2 separate regions of the Mus musculus genome follow, and region 2 is linked to region 1. Evidence: chromatin loops called from intact Hi-C (ENCODE). Cell type or tissue: left cerebral cortex. All regions are shown on one strand.

The links. Peaks named below come from ENCODE experiments on the same cell type or tissue, not always from the same donor. Only the 100,000 strongest peaks of a DNase experiment are listed, where the experiment ranks them.
Region 2: a loop joins it to region 1, with 19 times the contacts of the local background. A loop is called at or near these places in 2 of 42 quality-filtered maps.

Annotation. Positions count from the first base shown.
Region 1 is chr17:65,366,041-65,374,040 of GRCm38, reverse strand. All of the region lies in intron 13 of Tmem232 (transmembrane protein 232), which reads left to right. Among named protein-coding and RNA genes, the nearest start is that of Tmem232, 170 kb to the left of the region's middle. In left cerebral cortex, no CTCF peak of the experiment used is centred here; a DNase peak (open chromatin) is centred at 3,468; H3K27ac peaks cover 1,568 bases.
Region 2 is chr17:64,748,488-64,756,487 of GRCm38, reverse strand. Man2a1 (mannosidase 2, alpha 1) reads right to left here. Exons shown (of 22, transcript NM_008549.2): 21 at 5,594-5,704; 22 at 1,378-4,074. The coding sequence ends at 3,916. Among named protein-coding and RNA genes, the nearest start is that of Dreh, 15 kb to the left of the region's middle. In left cerebral cortex, no CTCF peak of the experiment used is centred here; DNase peaks (open chromatin) are centred at 1,787, 2,113, 2,781 and 4,135; H3K27ac peaks cover 1,042 bases.

The DNA.
Region 1 (8,000 bases):
GGTGCCAAGTCCCCTGCAGCTGGAGCTACGGTGCATGTGAGCCACCCAACATGAATGGTGAGACCTTGGGTTATCTGAAAAAGCAGTATGTGCTCTTAACTATTGAGCCATCTCTCCAGCCTATCAATGCTCTCTTTTATCCACCTGTCACACATTGATCTTTTGACTAAGTCCTTACAGCGACCTTCCTCCATGTGAGGTCACAGGCCATTGTGGTTTGGATTATTGACTTGATTAGTTATGGTGAAGATACTGCTGTACACATGTTGGCCATTTGAACGACTTCTTAGAAAAATGCCCTCAGATTGTCTTTGCCAATAATCAAGTTATCTGTGGATTTTACTTTTAGTTTTTTTTTTTAAATGTTTTGTCATTGAATTGTATGAATTATTTACATATTTTAGATATCAACTTTTCTTTTTGTTTTTAAAATTATAGTTTGATTACAACATTTATCCCTCCCCCTTTCTCCTCCAAACCCTGCCATAACCCCTCCCTACTCTCCTTTAAATTCATGACCTCCTTTTCACTGTTAATGCATGCATATGTATCTGTCTATACATATATTTTTCTTAGTATAACTTGTTGAGTTCCCATAAGTTATTTGTATGCATATTTTCAGGGCTGGCCTTTGGCACCAGACAGACAATGGGTGTGTTCTTTCCTGGGGGGGAAGCATCTTTACTGCTTCTAGCTTCCCTCAGTCTCCTGTAGTTCTTTATGTGAGGTGTTAATTGTCCCACCCCATGGGTTGGCTCTCTATGTTTTGGCTTGCTGTGTAGTTTTGCAGATTGACGCGGTCTCACTTCTTCATTCTGTTGAGACTGAGGTGAGATGAGATTTTGCGGCAGTGTGACCACACCATAACTTCCATTCCCACTTTTCACCACACATGCTTACCTTCCAACAGTCATCCTTCCGTGAACTCTTCGTTAAGAGTGGAATGATAGGTTGCAGAATTTTAAACATGACACAGGTATTAGCATGATATCAGTGAAATAGAAAGAAATTTTATATTGTGAATACAGATTAACTAGAAACAAGATGACACCCTTACAGGACAACAAAATTATGCAACAAAAATGAAATCTACATGTTTTGTATTTTATTTTTCATATCCTCATTGGTCTGCCAAAGAAAAGGGAAGTACTGAGCTTGTTGTAAAAAGTTTTCACAGTAGTTTACAAGCTCTTATTACCTGCTTGGTTAGAAGGAAAAGCTTGGCTGTGACATTAATCAAATTATTCCTCTTTCAGAGCTCTCAGAAAACACGAAGCAAGCAATTTACAGGTCTTAATCTTTTTCTCTTTTAAAAACTTGATAGGGTCAGATATTTGATCTCTGACCATGAACTGAACAAGCACCTGTCACCTCTCAGGGTGAATGAGGTTCCAGCTATCCTAGCTTTACCACAGCAGACATGTTCTCCAGATTTGAGTGGTAAGAGGAAAACAGAACTCCCAAGAGAAGCTGGATTCCTTCACAAAGCACTATATGCACTATATATATTGTGAGCTACCACCACTACCACCATAGAATAAAGGAAAAATAAGCCCTAGCCAGGGGTATGTCTGCTAGCTTCTCAAACAGATTCACATTCGTGTTTCTATCCTATCTTCTCAGTAGGATTCATTCAAAATTGTGTGTTAAGATAGCTGAGTTTTCATGCACTTCTTCAATCATCATTTACTGGACACCACAGATATTCTGTCCCATGGGAACTTAAAATCAAGTTTATAAGAGAGATGTTGATTATAACCATACATGTAAAACCAATAATAATAATGTGTGTGATGAAAGAGAGTTCACAGAACCACAGCAATGTTCCAGAGGGATGTGTGTGCATGTAAAGGCATATGAAAGCATTCAGTGGGATGTTGAGGGGGAATCTCAGGAGGAAGATACCACCCAGCAGAGGAAAGGGAATAGGGAGTCCTAGTGGTGAAAGGTGATAGGACATTTAAGTAAACAGAAGAATGATGTCTTTCACCCATGCACCACAGGGGAAGGGCTTGGAGGGATTTTTAGTTTCATCTCAAGGCACACAAAAAGCACTTGATGGTTGAGTGAGGAGTGATGGGTTTGTGTGTGTGTGTGTGAGGGAGAGAGGGAGAGGGGGAGAGGGGGAGAGGGGGAGAGGGGGAGTGAGAGGGAGTGAGTTAGGTGATACGAGGCAAATTAAGTTCTTTAAACATAAATATCTCAAATAAGGCAATGATGACACTTTTGTTGTTGAGAACTTATGAGGTAATTATTAAAAGTAGTCATTATCTACTACTGGATATACACATTTATGATATAAAGCATATATATATATTTATGTATTAATATATACATTTGTGATATAAACATCACAAACATATATATACATACACACACACACTATTCATGACTATATGTATATGAAGTTACTTTGTAGATCTTTATCCCAGTCTATTGCAGCACTATCACAGTTAGATATAAAATGAGAAGAACCCAAGTGCCTATCAGCTGAGGGACTGGTAAAGAAAATACAGACACAGTAAAGCAGAGTACTATTTGGTAACAAAACCATGAAGCCTTGTCACATGTAGCAATGTTAAGTAAAACAAGCCAGGCACAGAATGATGTACAGGCTCGCTAGAATGTGGGTTTTTCACAAAGAAGTTAAGGCTAGATTGGCACTTACCAGAGCCTGGGAAGAAGAGGGAAGGGAAATACAAGAACAGCTGGATTAATGAGTATTAAGTTAGAGGTAAGAGAAGAAAGTTTAGATGTGATATTGAACAGTTCAGTAACTGTAGACCAGAGATACTGTGTACATGTATGTATGCTTTTAAAAATCGAATAGAACTTTGAATATTTTCATTAAAATTATAATTGATTCAAGAGACATGCATTTGTTGACCTGATTTACATATGTAGATATGCATATTTAAATTTCACAAAGAGACCCAGTGACCTATAAAATTTAATGTGTAAGTTGAAAATAACAAAAAAGTGATTGTCGTAACATCTGAGACTCTGTAAGCACAAAACTATTATTAATTATATAATCCTAGTATAATCTAACCTATAAACAACATGAATATGCAAATTATACTGGTCAAAATAGAGGAAGAAGGCAGAAAAATTTTTATATTTAAAGAAGAGGCAGCAGGATTCAGTAACAAATAGATGGGAGAGAGGGAGGGAGGTAGGGAGAGAGAGAGAGAGAGAGAGAGAGAGAGAGAGAGAGAGAGAGAGAGAGAGAGAGGAGAAGAGGAGACAGAAGAGCCACCAGCTCAGCAGAGGTTCCAGTGACAGGGAGAGAAGACAATAAGGGGTGGTTGGGACAGAGAAGACATAACTTCGTTTTGGAACACGCTGGATTTGAGATAGTGTTTCTTTGCGTCCCCCTCAGTCAATGTGTCAAGTGGGCAGGGAGTTTCACAGTTCTGCAGCTGAGGAGGAAGTGTGGGCTGGGAACGACAGTGCTGATCAAAGGTGTGGGTGGAGCGGGTGCTGCCTTGGCAGAAGTACGGAGCAGGCTGGGCAGCCAGGCTCACTGTGATTTTGAGGAACTGCTACCATTCAGCGTCTAAAAGGAGGAGAATGATCTAAAATGGTAACACACACCTTAGAAACAGCCAAGGGAGTGGGAGAAAAAGCCATGGTATTTCTTTATAAAAATCTTGAGAAAAAAAAAAAAAAAGCTCAGAAGCCCATGATGGTCTTAAGCCACAGTACTGCTTTTTAAAAATATTCAGTGTGCAGCACACATTCTGCAGAAACTGCCCAGGCAGGGACAGAATCTTCCTCCTCCTTCAGCACCCTGGACAGCACATTCTGTTCCATGAGTGCAGGGGACAGCTGGGGTCATTCTAATGGCAAGGACATTGCCCTGATTCTGCACTGAGCAGGAAGCAGGAAGGCTAATTGCAGATCTTCACCTCTCCCCTAAACTCCAAGTCCATCTCCCAGCTAGCTGGGCTGCAGACCATGTGTTGAAGCCTCTCACTCACCCCCATCTCCAGTGGATCACACAGATCTCCCCCTCTAAACTTCCCTTCTCTCTCATTGCTCTATCCCAGATCCCCAACCCAGAGAGACTCCCTCCAACCCATAGGCCTCTCTGGCCAGGGAAGTAGGCAGGCTGAAGGTAGATATTGACCTCTTCCTCCACTCTAAGTCCATTCCCTGGTCTCATCCCCAGCTCTGTGGCTGACCACCTGCTGAGGCTTTCTTTAACTCCAAAACCCTATTCCCAGGGGACTAAGCAGATCCTGGTGGAACACCCTGCTTTCCTCCCTCCTGGGACCAGCTCAGTCACCTTACTCCCCCACCCCCATCCCAGTCCATCCCCATTCCTACTTATTAGCTCCCAATACCCAGAAACATATTTTACCTGGAACCCACAATGGCCACACCTATCAGGATCCCAGAAAAATTTCCTGCCAGGCAATACACAATCATCATGCTCTCATAAGAACCAGGGAGTACAACGGAAGCCAAGGAAAAACTGTTCTCCCAACAAAGACAGGACCAGATATCAGTACCAAGAATTAAATCTTTCCAAACCTAGATACCTAGACATCAGAATTAAAGCACAATGTGTAACAGTCAAGACGGTATGTTTCCATGGAAGCCCAGCAACCCTACTATAGCAGGCCCTGAGTATTGCAACGTAACTAAAACACAAGAAAACGACCTCAAAACAGCCTTTATGTCTGTGATAGAGATCCCTAAGAAGGAAATAAATCACTTAAATCTATGAAAACACACAGGAATAGTAGAAGGAAATGAATAAAAACAGTTCAAGAAATAAAATCAATAAAGAAAACCTTAACTGACTGAGGGAAATCTGGAAATAAAAAACTTAGAAACTTGGACAGGAACCTCAGAGGGCAAGGCAAGCCTCACCAACAGAATACTAGAGATGAAAGAGGGAACTGAGGCTCTGAAGACACAATAGAAGAGATGGATACCTCAGTCAAAGAAAATGTTAAAAACAAAAAAGTCACAAACAAAAACATTCAGGAAATAGGGAACACTGAAAAGACCAAATCTAAGAATAATAGGAATAGAGGAAGGAGAAGACACCCAGGTCAAAAGCACAGAAAGTATTTTCAACAAAATCATAGAAGAAAATTTCCCTAACCTAAAAAAGGAGATGCCTATTAAGGTACAAGAAGCATACAGAACACCAAATAGACTGGACCATTAAAGAGAGCCCCCTTAGCACATAAGGAAAAAAACACTAAATGCACAGAATTAGCACATAAGAAAAAAAAACACTAAATGCACAGAAATAGTATACAAACACACACACACACACACCACAGACATATAAAGGCAGACCTATTAGAATAAAATCTGATTTCTCAGTGGAGATTGTAAAAGCCAGAAGGGCTTGGACAGATGTTTTACAAACTCTTAAGTTGACCACAGATGGCAGCCCAGACTGCTATACCCAGCAAAACTTTCTTTTCTTTGTTTTTATTTTCCAGCAAAACTTTCAATCACAATAAATGTAGACAATAAAACATTTCATGATAAAAACCAAATTAAAGCAGTTTCAATTTATAAATTGAGCCCTATAGAAGGCACTAGAAGAAAATCTCCAACCTAAAAAAGTTAGCCATACTTAAGAAAAGACAAGACACAACCTGAGACCAGGAAATCAAAAGAGGGGAAATACACATGCACACACACACACACACACACACACACAGACACATAGATAGATAGATAGACGCAGACAGGTAGACAGACATCCCACAATAAAATATCACGAAGCAACAAATGCTGCTCATTGGTTTTTGCAACATTAATAGTTCAGTTCCCCAATAGGAAGACACAGACTAACTTTATATTGTGGTTGCTAACTTTTAATGCATGCATGCATGCATGTGTGTGTGTGTGCACGCGCTCACACTTGTATTTTTTGTTTCCTTTTCTGCATGTACACGTATGTAGTGTGCGTGTTTAGATGTTTTGATGAAGGTGTGCATGCATGTAAAGATGCATGCATGTAAAACGCTGAGGTTGTCACCAGGAGCCTTCTCAGACTATCTTCCTTGTAACCATGTGAGGCAGGTTCAATCAAACCCAGAGCTCCTGGATAGGACTACTAACACTAGGCATCTTGTTCTGGGGAGCATGCCTCTCTGTTTTTCAAGGCTGGAATTCCAGATGGCCACCAATACCACCCAACATTTAGCCATCTACATTTAACGGCTAAGTCAACTTCTCAGCCATGCCATTATGTTGTTAAGTGTAGATAGTTTTTGATAAGACTGTATTTGGGGTTGAGGAGATAAGTCATAGTAGAAACACACTAATACATTTAAGGTTGATTTTGCCCCTCCTCAATTAATTCCCCAGTAAGGTATAAGTGTGTAGCTACTGTGTAAGCAGTATTACAGGCAGTTGTCATACACTGCTTTGAAAGATGACAATTTTTCCATTGGTGGAAACCCAATGAAACCTGATGAAAGTGGCCAGTAGTGATCATTCAGATCAGGAGTCTGCACCTACATCCATTAACTTAGCAGCTCCCTTTCCAGATCTCAGTCCTCTGGTAACAGGTGGCCACAGTTAAAGTGGAGGGTTGTGGGGGTTTAACTGGGCCCGGGGAGTCAACCATGGGCAACAGTAGCATCCTACAATATATCTGGAATCTTCTTTTTACAAATCTGACTGACATCTCAAAAGAGGGCTTTCATACCTAGCGTTGGACCTTTTGTTAGATTGCCTATGGACCTAGGGGAGAGCATTGTCAGCCCAGATGGAAAAATTTCATGTAAAGTATATATGCATATTTATGCACAGACTTATACATATCTTGGCACTTTTAGGTAAATAGTTAATAGCATGACATCTTGTGACTTTTTCAGACATCTTTGCTGTTATTTTACCATCCACCTCCTTATTCCTTTTTTTCTTATTTATTTTCCTCCCTCCTCCCCACTAGAGGCCCCTGTTTTCCCCATTTTCCCTTTCAGATTCCTTATGTCCTGATATTCCTATCTCCATTGTTCACTCACCCCTACAATGTTCCCTTTTATTTTGCTGGTTCATGTAGTTACTGCAGGCTATGCACTTACATCTGAAGCTTTGGAGCTAGGAATCTCAGATGAGAGAGGACATGTGACATTTGTCTTTCTGGATCTGGGTTGCCTCACTCAATCTAATATTTACCAGCAAAGTTCACCATTTCCTTTTTTTTTTTTTTTTTTTTTTTTTTTTTGAGATGTGATCTTACTATTTAGTCCTGGCTGTTCTTGAACTCACTATGTATACCAGGCTGCTCATGAGCTTATATTGATCTGCACACCTCTATCTTCTGAGTGCTGGGATTAAAGGCATTCACTACCACCCCTGGCATTATATTTTTCTTTTAAGTTGAACAGTACCATATGGTGTATATGTGTAAGATGTGTCAACTACATGTGCCATTAGGAATATCAGTGTGTCACATGGTTTATCAAAACCAAGCAACAATGTCACTGGGTTTAACAAAAATGCTGTTGAGTCCTGAAGTTGCGGAGATTGCCTTTGTCCCAAAGCTTTCTCAGTTGTAGTACTTCATGTCTTAGGTCTTCATTTGAGAAAGGGAACTCCCACTGAAATTAACCAGACCATGGGAAGGGCTGTAGTCAACCCAGTGACCAGAAAGGGTAAAAGGGGGGGGGGAGGATATTCCATCAGGAGATTGGGAGGTGAAGTCAGGTCTTAGCATTGTTTCATTCACGCCTTCGTTGCTTTCAAAGTACATGGCTGCTAAATTTCTAGAATTTCTGCATTTTAATATAAATTTACTATGTACTGCAGATATGCCTTTTATTCCGAAGTTTACATCTCTACTCTCCAAAGTGTATTTATCTTTGTTTCTGTTTTTCCCCCACATTTTTTCCAAATGCATGCATCTGTACTCAGTGCTAACCATGCCTTTGATCTTTAATAAATTGTCATATCCATTTATCATTCTGAGCAGCTTCCACGTTCAATGCCAAGACTGTCAGTGCAATATAAGATCA
Region 2 (8,000 bases), 620 kb after region 1:
CATGGAAGGCGTTACAAAGACAAAGTTTGGAGCTGAGACGAAAGGATGGACCATCTAGAGACTGCCATATCCGGGGATCCATCCCATAATCAGCTTCCAAACGCTGACATCATTGCATACACTAGCAAGATTTTGCTGAAAGGACCCAGATATGGCTGTCTCTTGTGAGACTATACTGGGGCCTGGCAAACACAGAAGTGGATGCTCACAGTCAGCTATTGGATGGATCACAGGGCCCCCAATGGAGGAGCTAGAGAAAGCACCCAAGGAACTGAAGGGATCTGCAATCCTATAGGTGGAACAACAATATGAACTAACCAATACCCACCCCACCCTCCGCCCCCCGGAGCTCATGTCTCTAGCTGCATAGTAATCAGAAGATGGCCTAGCTGGCCATCAGTGGAAAGAGAGGCCCATTGGTAGTGCAAACTTTATATGCCCCAGTACAGGGGAACGCCAGGGCCAAGAAGTGGGAGTGGGTGGGTAGGGGAGTGGGTGGGGGACTTTTGGGATAGCATTGGAAATATAAATGAAATAAATACCCAATTAAAAATACTATTTAAAACAGTAAAAAAAATATATATATATATTTACTAAGGCAAAGTTACATAGTTACATGAAATATATATATACATATATATATATATATATATATATATATATATATATATATATATATATATATATGGAGAGAGAGAAAGAGAGAGAGAGAGAGAGAGAGAGAGAGAGAAGAACCAAAACCTACAGAGCCAAGGACTTAGTTTTCATTACCTCCCCAGGGAAATGGTTTTTTTGGTTTTTGTTTTTTTGTTTTTTGTTGTTGTTGTTTTGTACATTTTACTGCATGCCACCAGAAATAAATCAAAGTTTTCCAGTTAGCACATCACCTGTGGAGCCTCAGGATAGTATTCTTTGCCCTCAGCCAATGGCGCTTTCTGAAGGTGCTCCTCAGCCATGGCTGCTGTGCATTCACCCGGGCAGGGCAGTAGCAGCATCGGAAACTCTCTCTTCCTTCGGCCTTATTTTCTGGATCTATTTACAAGGGCCTTCTTAGCTCTGTGTGCTGATTTACCTTCATATCCTGTTCTGCCCTGTTCTTTCCATATCTAGAATCTGACCAAAGTGTTCCTTTAATCTATCACACACAGATGTGAACTCACTAATATTCATCTACCACCTGTTCACAGAACACACCCTCATCCTGTCCCCCCCCCCCCCACCCTTTTAACTAGGGCTGGGCTGAAGAGAGCTGATTTTGTCACAGCAGAACCAAGAACAGCCACCTGGCCCCTCGGCTGCTTTGCTCTACTTCTTTGTTATAAAAGTGTTAATAGATCTGTTTGAAAGTAGGATTAAGAATTACTCCAGAAGACAATGCACAGGATAAGATTATATTTTATTAGAGATCTTATATTACATATTCCCAAAAAGTTATAAAAATCTTCCAAGAGAAAAATATCAAAACCTGTTGATTTCAATGAGCAAAATAATCACAATGAAAGTAAACATTTTCTTCTAGACAAAGGACTGTGAAAACACTTCAGCACGAGTACAGCAAAGACACGGGATGATAATTACAATGTCTTCTAACATCATACAGCATTTTCTTAAATCAATTTTTTTTTTTAGAATGCTGATATTTGAACCATGCACCTCTAAACAAAATTAAAATTTCAGAGAGTGGGGAGAGAGTAGCGAGACAGTCTTGGTCCACTGAGCATCTGTGATAACAGATGTACCAAGCCTAACTAAACAGACCGCCCCCCCCCTCCCCCGCTGTCAGGTCTGAAGTGTGGCTGACTGCCCACGTGTGCCAGAGAAACCAGTTTCTGACCATAACCCAAAGCAAAAGACACCCTCTCTTCATTTCCCCAGTGTTGTAATGTGAAAATAACTTTAAAAAGCAGAAGCTTGCTGGTTACATAGAGTTTCTGCTTCACCTGTGAATAAGGAGCTGGTGGCCAGAACACAGAGTGGGTCCCCTGTGTCTGCTGTTTTTGTTTATTATTTATGTCAGCCACTGGTTTCATTTGGCCTCATCAGAACTTCTGTAGTGATTAAGCATAGCCACTTAACCACAGAGCACAGTGAACATCCACAGGAAGGCATACACTTAAGATACAACAAGAAAATAGATCATATTCGTGGGACTGGCGCTTGGTCGTCCTAGCTAGCGTCTGCAGAGGTTATAGGAGGAAGTGGTTTTGTTGTACTTTCAGTTGCTTATTCCCCAACAAATGAGGAAGGGAATGTACGTCACATGCTTACTGCATGAAATTATACCCTTGCAATGGTCCTGTCATTCTGGTATTTCCTTAATGATTATAGGCAAAGGATTTTAGGAACTCAACAGAACAGCGAATGTAGGAGCTGCATCTTGAGGAAGAATCCAGATGACGATCAGAATAAACAGTGAGGCAGAAATGCTTTTCTCTGTAATGTACTGGAATGGTAAGAGGTAAGTGGAGGTTTAAAGTCAAAGAATACTAAATTAGGTTAAGACACTGAGGAGAATTTTTCAAAAGTGGATATAGCCAAAGCATTCTTTCTATACCAAAATTAAATACTATTATTCTATTACAGAAACAATGATCTCAAATGACCTCAAAGGTCCCATGATGGTACATGGGCTAGACTAACACGCTGAGTTTACCACACACAAATGTTTGGAACGTGTTCTTTAGTAAGGAACATAAGATGAGCTACACACAGAGGATTTTAGAAAACAGTCTATTTTTAAAGCATTCTCTCTTTAACGCGGTTAAGTACTGTGAAATGCAAGAAGTACTTGGATCTTGTGGGTTACGAAATCCTTGCTTCAACTTGCAGTTTCCTTGGCAGCAGCATATTTTAATTAGCAATATTTTTCTCCCTTGTTTCGTTTTCTGACATCTCAGTACATTCAAATAGTCAAAATGTTTAGAGTAACATCACCACAAATGTAATGACACAGATCAGGATGTGGCCAGCATTATCAAGCAAAAAATTTTACATAATTTATGTGTCATAGAAAGTACCCACCCCCTATCCCAACCTCCCAATACCCCACCTCCCAAACAGTAATATGGACAGTAATAAGATTTAACAAGACTTATAAAAAAATAAGGCACATTTATTTTTGATATGGTAATTTAAAAATAGAAAACCCCACCTTGGAACACCTGTATTCAAATGAGCTGTATAGAAAGACACCTTGTGGTACCTAAAGTGGAACTGCTTCTTCTGTTTCAGTGACAATGGAATAAATTGCACCCATCCCATGTTGTCAAGTAATGAAAATACACCTCTTTTTCTACTGGTGAACGACTAAAATTATCACTTATTTTTTTAAATGTGTGGGTAGGAAAGGGTAGCCAAGAGGTTCATTGGAAAAGAGTATGAAAACCAACTACATTTATCATAAGGGTTGAGGGATTGCACTTTTCCACATTATTTTAACATACAAAATATTCAAATTTATATCAATGATTACAACTACTTTGGCCATTAAGCTGTTACCTACCAACTTCTGATTTTTCTTTCTATTTAAGTCAAATGGGTATTTTTTTAATAAAACATGATCAGAGATAAGAATACTTCTAGAGAATCTCTTTACAACCCTCAATGCAAACATAGTTAGCATTTAACCTGAGATGCAGTCTGTTGAGGGCTTATCTTTCAATAGTTCTTCATTTTTGTTACCTCAGTTCATACTGATAACGGTAGCTGTGGGACAAACTCAGAGAAAGAAACCTTTTTTTAAAGCATGGCTTTTTCTTACTAGATTGGTTTAAAAAACAAAACAAAACAAAACAAAAAAACAGAATCACAGAATTCATGTTCTCACAGTAGCCAGAAGCTAAAGTAATGTGCTTAGTTATTGCACGTTAAACCAAGGACGGTAACAAAGCCGGAGTTTCTCTGCTCAAGTCTGGGTCAGGTCCAACGCAAGCGGATACGGAACGTGCTGATCTCCATGGGGCTCAGGCTGACTTCACTCATGTTCTGGGCATCTGGAGGGGAGTGCATCAAGGACAGAGAGGAAGGGACGAGACTCTCCACAGCAAACTTGTTGAAAAGTTTCAGAACTGACATCTAAAAAAAGCAAGTGCCAAGATTTGCAGATTTAGAGCGGTACTGAGATTTGCACATTCAGATCTGCCCCGGGAGACTCCTAGCACATCTATAAACTCAGTTTAAGGAAAGCACAGGAAGAAATATATTTATCTGCTGAAGTTCCCTTTTGAGAACATGAAGGGGAGAGGACATTACATTCCCGAACACAAACCATCCCTGGAGACACATGGCTGTGAGCCACTCCGCCTTGCAGTTCCTTTAGTTTTACATGAGGACATTTTCAATAAAAGAGTGGACATCTAAGAACCAAGAAATTCCAACAGTCCCAAGGACTTGAAAATCATCAGATTCTTTGGTCAATATTTCTCCATAATAATGGTGGCGATAAGACGATCCCCCCCCCCCCTTTCCAACAGAATTGAAAAATAAGACAGTTTCATGATAACAATGGCTTATTTTATTACTGGTCCCAATCTATAGAGATGTTAGGAAAATATATTTGTCACTTTACCAGGTTATCCTAAAGTGTCTCTTGGAATAATATCCCTCGATTATCCTTCTTAAGACTTAACACATTAATTCTAGAAGGTTCCTTAGGTATATTCAGATCATCAGTACCAGAGTGGAAACACACAGGAAAGTGGGGTAAAAACAATGCATCCAAGTGAGCATTCTTCTCAGACCTTGGAACGTGTGCTAGCATGTAGAGTTGGGACAAGATTGCTTGACTCTGTTTTGTAGTGTAACCTATGGAGTTCTGGCAGAAAGTTGGCTCTGATAAGTTGTTGGGTGTGCAGACCTAGCTATGTGCAGAGACCCGCCAGCTAAGTACTTAACTACTTTGTGAGACCTGGCTCTCTTAGAGGCAGGAGACTGGATGTTCATCCTTCCAAGAAGATGCTGATGAACCGCCAGAAGAACTTGAGGAGAAAAATCAAGAACAGGCAACCAGCCAGCAGGGTGCAGACTCAAGGGTTATCTGATCTCCACAGTGATGACTCATACACAAATCTAGATCAATCAGGAGACTCAGACACATTTATTTCTCCAAATGAGTCAACTGACATAGCCTCGGCACAGCTACCTCTGGTTGTGTTCAGTTAATCCGCTGACCATGGTTTTGATGTTTATGCTGTAACTTCACGGCTGTACCAGGCATCTTCCCTAAATCTTAAATCTGCCCTAGCCTTTGTGGAATGTGGCTTTAAACTACCAGGGCCAAGCTACATGGTATGTGAGCACAGAGGGCTCAGAGGAGTTGAAATTGAAGACAAGAGGTGTAATGAGCTTGGCAGTCTCAGAGTGGAAGACCAAAGAAATGATAGGAACATGGCCTTCAAAAGTGTACAGATTGCAGCTGACAAGAACAGAACTTTAGGTAGAACAAGTGTTTTGTGGAGGTGAGAAATCGTGAGCTGGCTTGCAGGCAAGGTGAACAACTGAGTTTGAGGCAATAAAAGGCTATACTGTACTATCTGCAGAAAGTGAGAATCCCAATGCATACTGTCTTGACTAGCAAGGTAGACTCTTAACTTACCTTTCCCTGAGTAGTGGAACAGGGTAGCCCGATGCCTCTGCTGGAGAACTGGCAATCAAACCCTTTCCTGTGGAGGATCAAGGCTGCCTCATCCGAATAGCCTTTGCCCATCTGGAAGTGAGAACACCGATATTCCATGCAAACACTGAAGTGATTATTTCTAGCACCTCGCACACTTGGTGTCGGCACATTTATTCAACAATTAGATAATTAATTCACCCCTTCAAAGCTTCCCCACTCACTGGCTCATTCTCTTCTCTTCTCCCAAAAGTCCATAAGCTTACCTCAAAATCCTGGTTATGTAACTTCACGCCTTTGTTTACCCTATGACCCTTAAAGGATTAGAGTTCTTTTTACCCACATATAAATACTGTTTTATCAAAGGATCTGCAAATTAAATCATTTAGTTTTTTTCTATATATATACACATGCATTGAATAAAACACACCTAAATTTAGTCCCAGTTTGGTCACATGATGAGTTAACAGCAGCCTTAACACAGAGAGGTCATTCTTTGTGAAACACTGCATTTGGGGGCTGCACTAACATTCTTAATCTTTACTGCATTGCTTCATTATTTTTATGTAAGAGATATTTAGACTGAATTAGGTAGGCTGAGCCTGACCACATTTATTAACTTGGTATGTCACTTAAGTTCACATTTCAGAAGTCCTCCTGGGCAAAAAGGAAAACACCAAACATAACCAGTCAGTGAGAAGCATCCCTATTTATATTTATTTATTGCAGCAAACTCTTGCACTCATCTTAAATAGTGATGCCATGAACGATTCAGATTCGGGTGTCTATGAAGTTAGGACTCTCTTCATATATTTTGTTTTCTAAAGTGTAAAGACGGATCTGGGGAGGCGACTCTGTGACGAAAAGCACTTGCCGAGTGAGCCAGGTGACCTGGTTTCAGATCCCAGAACCTCCAGGAAAGGCAGAGGCACAGTACACACACCTATAATCCTGGCAGGCCCCATGAGAAGATGAGACATGGACGCAGCAGACCCTCTGGACACTCACAGACCAGTTAGCCTGGCTTACTTAGCAGCAAACAAGGCAGAAATGAAGAAACCAACACCCGAAGGCTTCTTCTAACTTCCACTTGTAATTCTCTCCCCGCCCGCCCCCCCCCCACACACAATCACATATAAACTCACACACATACAAATGATAATAAAATAAAGTGTAAAGATGTTTGTGCGGATGAGCAAAATGAATTTTAAAAAAATCATTGGAACTTTGATGAGCTGTAGTTATGCCAAGGGGAGCCGTCTGCTGCTACCGAGTCTGAACAACACCAGTTACTTCTCCTCTCCAGCCAGAGTCAGCACACCCAAGCTCACGGCCATCTTCACTAGAGGGCAGGCTCTGTGTAGTGCCCTACTGAGATGTCTTTTGTGAGTAGCTGCTAGCATTTGCACTGGATTTGATGCTAAGGGGCCTGAGCAGAGTCTGGCTGGGAAAGCATACATTATGCTGTTTGCACTGGTTTTCAATGGCATTGCAGGATTTTGTTTGAAGGGAGGAAAAAAAAATGCCATTTAAGAAACCGAGTCACAAGGTGACTTTGACCCACATAGCAGCTCTAAGTGTTTACATGATAAAGATGTCTAGTGAACCTTCAACAAAATGCTGTGCCCTGACATACACTTCACAGTGGAAAAACTGCACACAGAAAACCCTTCACTAATTATAAACAGATCACCATCTGAATAACAAAGAGAACTTAGTCCCTACCCACCATGGTACCTGGGAACAACTTATTTTAAGCATCTTTTGTCTATAAGATGGAACTAATGTTGGTATACTTTCTGCAGGAATTCATCCTCTGGATGACTGCTGAGAAATTCTGTTGATAGTGGTCTCTCGGAGCTTCAAAGGACAGGATGTACTACAAAGACTAGTGGCTCAGAACCTCGGTTGGACTCAGTCAGCCTAAATTCTGGCTCTGTGCTCTGCAATTCAGTAGCTATGTTCAGTAAAACCAGGTTTTCTTTTTTTCTATAAAATCCAGAGGAAATAAAAAAAAAATCCAAAGATGTGGTCCAGTGTTTGACTTATGATGCCGTTGGCATGTTAACTATTTGTACTTTTAATCATACAAAATAGGTGACTATTTTATAAACATTACAAGTTATTACAGATTTTTATTAATAAATTTCCCCACTGACATTATAGTTTTTTTGCTAAAGAATAAGAGAACTGTTAAATTACATATCTATGGTTACATGTCAAAGCCCCAAACTGTCTATATGTGGTCTCACAGATTAAATGGCCTCTTAATCAAACTCTTTCAGAAGCACTTGCCACTATTAACCTAAAACATGCAGGATTTTTTTTAACTCTCTGGACCATTTATAAAAGCTACTTAATCTAGTGCTGTAGACTATTCCTAAGATGT